2 separate regions of the Homo sapiens genome follow, and region 1 is linked to region 2. The links are chromatin loops, found by intact Hi-C in ENCODE. Cell type or tissue: PC-3. All regions are shown on one strand. Links, peaks and the distances in the headings refer to the core of each region. The heading gives the core; the rest is flanking DNA. Region 1 has its middle 19 kb from the start of LINC00376. Region 2 overlaps LOC124903236 (a long non-coding RNA gene).

What was found. Peaks named below come from ENCODE experiments on the same cell type or tissue, not always from the same donor. Only the 100,000 strongest peaks of a DNase experiment are listed, where the experiment ranks them.
Region 1: it touches region 2 in a loop (6-fold over the local background); 1 of 110 quality-filtered maps calls a loop at or near these places.

The regions. Positions count from the first base shown.
Region 1 is chr13:63,345,489-63,348,419 of GRCh38, forward strand. No RefSeq gene overlaps it. Among named protein-coding and RNA genes, the nearest start is that of LINC00376, 19 kb to the left of the region's middle. In PC-3, for the core only: no CTCF peak of the experiment used is centred there; no DNase peak of the experiment used is centred there.
Region 2 is chr13:63,434,656-63,437,586 of GRCh38, forward strand. The region is part of intron 1 of LOC124903236 (a long non-coding RNA gene); the gene reads left to right. Among named protein-coding and RNA genes, the nearest start is that of LINC00376, 110 kb to the left of the region's middle. In PC-3, for the core only: no CTCF peak of the experiment used is centred there; a DNase peak (open chromatin) is centred at 1,296; H3K27ac peaks cover 1,773 bases.

The DNA of each region.
Region 1 (2,931 bases), core at 332-2,831, 89 kb before region 2:
ACTATGAAACCATTCTATGACATATTTATGTCATTTTTTCTCTTTTCATTTAATCTATCCATTTTGCTAACAAAGCTAACATTTATTGTAGTGTTTACAAATTCAACTAATATTCCATATTTATTGAATATAATGGTTTTTAAATTTCAATTAATATTTTTTCAATTAATATTAATTAACATTTACTACTAATAAAATTTTCTAAATATTCTAAGCCACCTTTCATTATATGTCACCAAGTCTCTTTTGTTGAAACTCTCATTCATTTATGAATACGTGTATGCATATATACCCTAATATTAATTTAGTGTCTGTTTTATACCAGTTGTTTTTGTTAGGCATTCAAAACACAAGATTAATAAGCTCATTACACAAATATATACTGGACATCTACTTTGGGATAAATAGTTTTAGGTCACTGGAATGGTTCAGTAACACAAAACCTTTTATAGTTGAGCTTACATTTTATTGTAGGGAGGGTGAGCCAAATTACACAAACAGATTTGTTTATCTTCAGTTTATGGTTTTGTTTGTTTGTGTTTTAAACCACAGAATTGAACATGATCACCTAGCCAGTAAAAGTACATAGAGAGAACAAAGTGGAACAGAGAATAGTTTGTGACATTTCAAAATAAAGAGAAAAAGAGAAGACAGGAACAAACACAGGAGACTTAGAAGGAGAGGCCAATTATATAAGAAGACAACCAAGAGGTAGCATATTAAAAAATGTCAGGTAAAGAAAGTGAGTAGAAGGCTCAAATGCTGATGGTATGCCAAATAAGGTAAAAACACCACTAGGCTGAAACATGCAGAGATCATTCATGACCTTGTTTAAAAAAAAAAAAAATTCACTAGAGTGATGGCTGTAAATTCCTTTTTAAAGTAAATTTAAGGAAAAAAGGGGCTGGGTACGGTGGCTCATGCCTGAAATCCCAGCACTTTGGGAGGCCAAGGCTGCCGGATTACCTGAAGTCAGGGGTTCAAGACCAGCCTGGCAAACATGGTGAAACCTCGTCTCTACTAAAAATACAAAAAATTAGCTGGGCACAGTGGCTGTAATCCCAGCTATTCGGGAGGCTGAGGCAGGAGAATCGCTTGAACCCAGGTGGCAGAGGTTGCAGTGAGCCGAGATCATTTCACTGCCCTCCAGTGTGGTCAACAGAGCAAGAAAAAAGGGATAAGTAAAATTACAAACAGAGTACAGAAAACCTTTTCCAGGACTTTTGTAAACTCCTGGCAAATAAGAGATATCGATTGGAACTGTAACTAACAGGGGAAAAGAGAATATTGCTTTTTTAAAAAATGGGAGAGATAAAAACAAATTTCTGTCAATGGAAATAGTCAAGTAAAGAGAGAAAATATTCTGAGAGGAAGAAGGGAGAATTGCTGGAACCAGGTCTTTCAGAAGGCGTAGGGGAAGATAAAGATGCAATGCACAAATGGAGGCATTGGCTTTAAATAAGAACAAGGACTCTTCATTTATAGAAACAGGCAGGGAAGAATAACTGGTGATATATAGGAGAAGGAAAAGTTACATAAGAAATGAGGCTTGAAGCCGAAAGAGCAAATAAGTTTTTCATAACTTAGTGTTTCTGAAAAGCACAATGAACTCAAGTTGATACTCTCCTATTTCCACCATGAACAAAACAATGTGTCACAAATGGGTTTAGGAAGAATGTAGAACAGATGTCAAGAAATCTTTCATCATACAGAGACCCATAAACATATGGAATGACCCACGAAGCAAACTGTGAATTTGGAATCATTGTAACCCTCTAGGAAGTAATTAAAACACATATTTAGTGATCAAAAGTTTTATGAAGAAAAGAGCTTGATGAATTGTACGATATTTAGATTTTTTAACCAACATTTTCTCTGCTTTATGCTTTTTTCCCCCATGGTTTTGTAGGAAGATGCATTTCTTCCATCTGTTATTTACCATTTTGAGTACTGTATAGTAAACCGAATAATTCAACCAAAAAATTCAAAGAACACCTTCAGTGACTAACACTGGAGAAATTTTAAATATAATTATTTGGAAGCATATGAATCTGCAGTTTACAAATGCTTAATTTTAAAATAATAAGGCATAATTTTTTTTCTTAGTTTAACTGAAAAAAATGGCTCATTTACTCTAAACAACTTTTGAGTTTTAGTAGATCATATGAAAATATTTTTAATTAAGTCTGCTTTAGAAACCCTGTGAATCTGAATATCTCACTTTTTTGTTTATTTCTGTCTGTGTATAGCAGTGGATATACAGAAAACATAATAAGGCAATTGATATGGAGACTAATAAATTACTGTTATTAGTAATTAACTTTTTGATTAGGTATCACTTCTTTTATGTCTTTTTTTTGTCAGATGCTATTTTTATTGTGCTAAATACCATTCATGTAAGTCACCACAAATAACCAAGTTTATAAAATTTTAAAAGCGGTCAGGTAATTTAAGATGTATCAAACAAAAGAGTAGAGTTTTACATCATATTTAATCAAAAAACATGTTCATGTATTTCTTCTGTATCAACAATTAAATTGCCTTTTTTCTGCTATTGAAATCAAAGAAAGAAAGTGCATTTGAGGTGATTATTATTAATGTATAGAAAGGATATATTGAATTCCTGATTATTACTCATAACTCTATTGGTTATTAAATGGAGATAGAAAGTTTACATTGACTTTATAATTATCAATTATGTTTAGTTGCTCAGTTTGAATACAATATTATTCTTTATATTATAAGCCCACAATTTGGCAGGCTTAGTCAAGCTGTACTTACCTGATTACCTAATTAAACAATCGAATTGATCAACAGAGTGTATTAATTATGTGCTCCAGGTAATTACAGTACCTTTTTAGTTTCCACATCTGATTCAGTGGACTAAAATATGCATACTTTTAAAAATACAATTTTAAAACATTTCTCAAT
Region 2 (2,931 bases), core at 197-2,696:
AAATTGCTAAGACTAGATTTAAGTGTTCTCACTATACAAAAAGTTTTTTAAAAAAGAAAAATAAAAAGAAACACATTGATATTTAATAGCTTGTGTTTTGAAAGGGTGTATCATGCTTATTCATTGAGAAATATATGAGAGGGAGAGCAAGAGAGAAACGACACAAATACTTTATTGTGGTAGGTAAGAAAGAGAAGAAGATCATAAAATAAGTCTTCTATCATTAAATGAAGTGACTCCTTATCAACCCCCTGCAACAAAATAAAAACTGAAACTGTATACTATCTATCTATACATATATATATATATGACAACAAAAAAGTAATACATGCTGTGGTCCACACATGTATGACATGGAAGGTCTCTCAGCTTTGGGGTAGATGAATATTAAATATATATCTATATATATTTGGGTAATAATTAAATATATATGTATATATTTGGGTAATATATGTAAGTTTTCATAAAAACTTTTTAGAATTAAAATAGGCTTTTCTAATTAAGAATAATTTTTCATTGGTTCACTCTGTTCAGAAAAAATATAAAAGGACAAGCCTTTGGCCTATAGATGATTGACTCTCAAAACATCGTCCCCAACTCTAAATTTTGATTCTACACTGGGGCAGCTTTTCACTATGAATGTAGTTGCGAATCTTTGTTTATTAAATATTTATTGCATAAATATCTTATCAGGCTCTGGTCTCTGGGCCTTGAATTGTGAACTCTGTTCTGGCTGGAGTCACAGTATCACTTTGGGATTACCATCTCCATTAGCACTTTTATATTTCTTACTTAAGAAAATCTGAAGTAGCAAAAAATTGAATAGGGGATCCCTTGCATCCTCCACTGGCCCATGAATCTTAGGATATATTAAGGTATATTCCACTGCGGATAGGGTTATTTAAATCTTAATGCCAAAGAAAAAAATTGTAATTGCCTGGTGGGTTCTTCTTGCTTGCTGCATAGATAGAGCTGATTTACCGAAATAGAAGTATTGCAGCTGAGAAAGAGCTTAATAAATACAGAGCCAAATGGAATTGCAACAGTTTATTACTCAAATCAGCCACTCCAAGAACTCAGAGGCTAGTGTTTTTATGGCTAATGTGGTGAGCAAGGGGCTAGGGAAGGGGTGCTGCTGATTAGCTGGAATGAAGTCACAGGGGTGTGGAAAACACTCCTCATGTGCCAAGTCATCCTCTCGGTTTAGCCACAAGACTACTTGAGTCATGAATCACAACTCTGGGTGGAATTGGCCCCCAGGATGTAAAAGCATGAAAAACATCTCAAAAGATCAATCTTACGTTTTATAATAGTGATGTTAGCCATAGGAGCAACTGGGAAAGATACAAATCCTGTGACCTCCAGAACAGTGGCTGAACTGTGTTTACATTTCACCAGAAGGCAGGCCCCTCCCATGATCCTAATCTCATAGCCTTTCATTAGTTTTACAAGGTTTTGGTCCCTGGGCAAGGAGAGGTTAGTTTTAGGGAGGGACTGTTATCATCCTTGTTTCAAAGTTAAACTACAAACTAAATCCTCCCATGGTTAGCTTGGCCTATGTCCAGGAAATAGTGAGGACAGCCATCCTTTGAGGCTAGAAGCAAGACTGATTCAGCTATGCTAAAATTCTCTCACTATCATAATCTTGGCAAAGGCAGTTTCAAGATAATGAACTAACAAAAAGCTATCTACTTAAAGGCTCCAGGAAGGAACTTTTCAGTAGCATCCCTGAGAATAAAGACAGTGGTTCTGGCATTCATGAAGCTGGTAGGATGCAATTCTTCAGGGTGACAACGGCAATGACTTCTGTAAAGTGCACAATAGTCTCACTATGCATATGCCACAGGCATTCACTGTCTACTGAGCTGTGAAAGGAACTACTGGGCAGGAGGGCTCTATGGAGATGATGCCACTTCACATTTAAAAATCTTTCCATTTCGCATCATTGCCCTGAGGAAAAATCCAAACTAAAGCTGACCTCTAGGTATATTCCACACTTAACTCACATTCCTTTTCTTTTTCTTTCTGCTTATGCTCTGGATATAGCAAACACTTTGCAATTCTTGAAGGAATGGGTGCTTTCTGTATCTCAAGGTATTAATCTATGTATTCATGTTGTTACACATTGTATAACAATTCCTTGTCCATCTCTTCCCACAGTTTGTAAGCTCTTTCAGAAAAGGGACTGTCTTTGTTGCTTTTATAGCATGAGTACGTGGCATATCACAGCAGTTATTATTATAAACATTATTCATTAATTTAGTGAATTAATTTTCAATTGAATACAAATAAATATTTTAAATTAGGAACATTATTGCTAGATTTATATGCTCTACTAAAATAGTTGTAGTAACTGTCCAGATTACAGGAAGAATACTGAGGCCTTCTCTAGAACATAAATTTGTGCATTCATTATGACAATTGGGCCCTTCTTACTCATGGTACTAATTAAAACACTATTACGTGTACTTGGCATTGAGCTCTTATCAAGAACTAATTTTCTTTTTGAAAATTAGTAGAAACAGAAGAAAACAGTAGAAAACAGAAGAAAATATCAGTCTTAAAAACTGATTAAATCTTAATGCACAATTATCAAATTATTTGAATAAAACAAACAACTATAAGGAATGAAAAGAAAGTACACTTGGAAGAGGGCTAAGCGGGCAACTTGAAAGACAAGTACATGATTTGACCTTTTGACTTGGAGTTTTATATGTTGGCATGATTCCAGGGTCTTGTGTTCTTTCTCCCCTGATTCTTCCCTTTGGGTGGGCTGCCGACATGGGTAGTGGCCTGCTGGCACTTGGAAGAGGAGCATGCTCAGTGTGTTTACTGGATTTGTATGCTTGTTCACTTCAGGCATCCTTCCCTTACCAGCTGAATGTCCCTAGGAGATCATATACCAGTTAAATGCCACCATTTTGCCTCCTA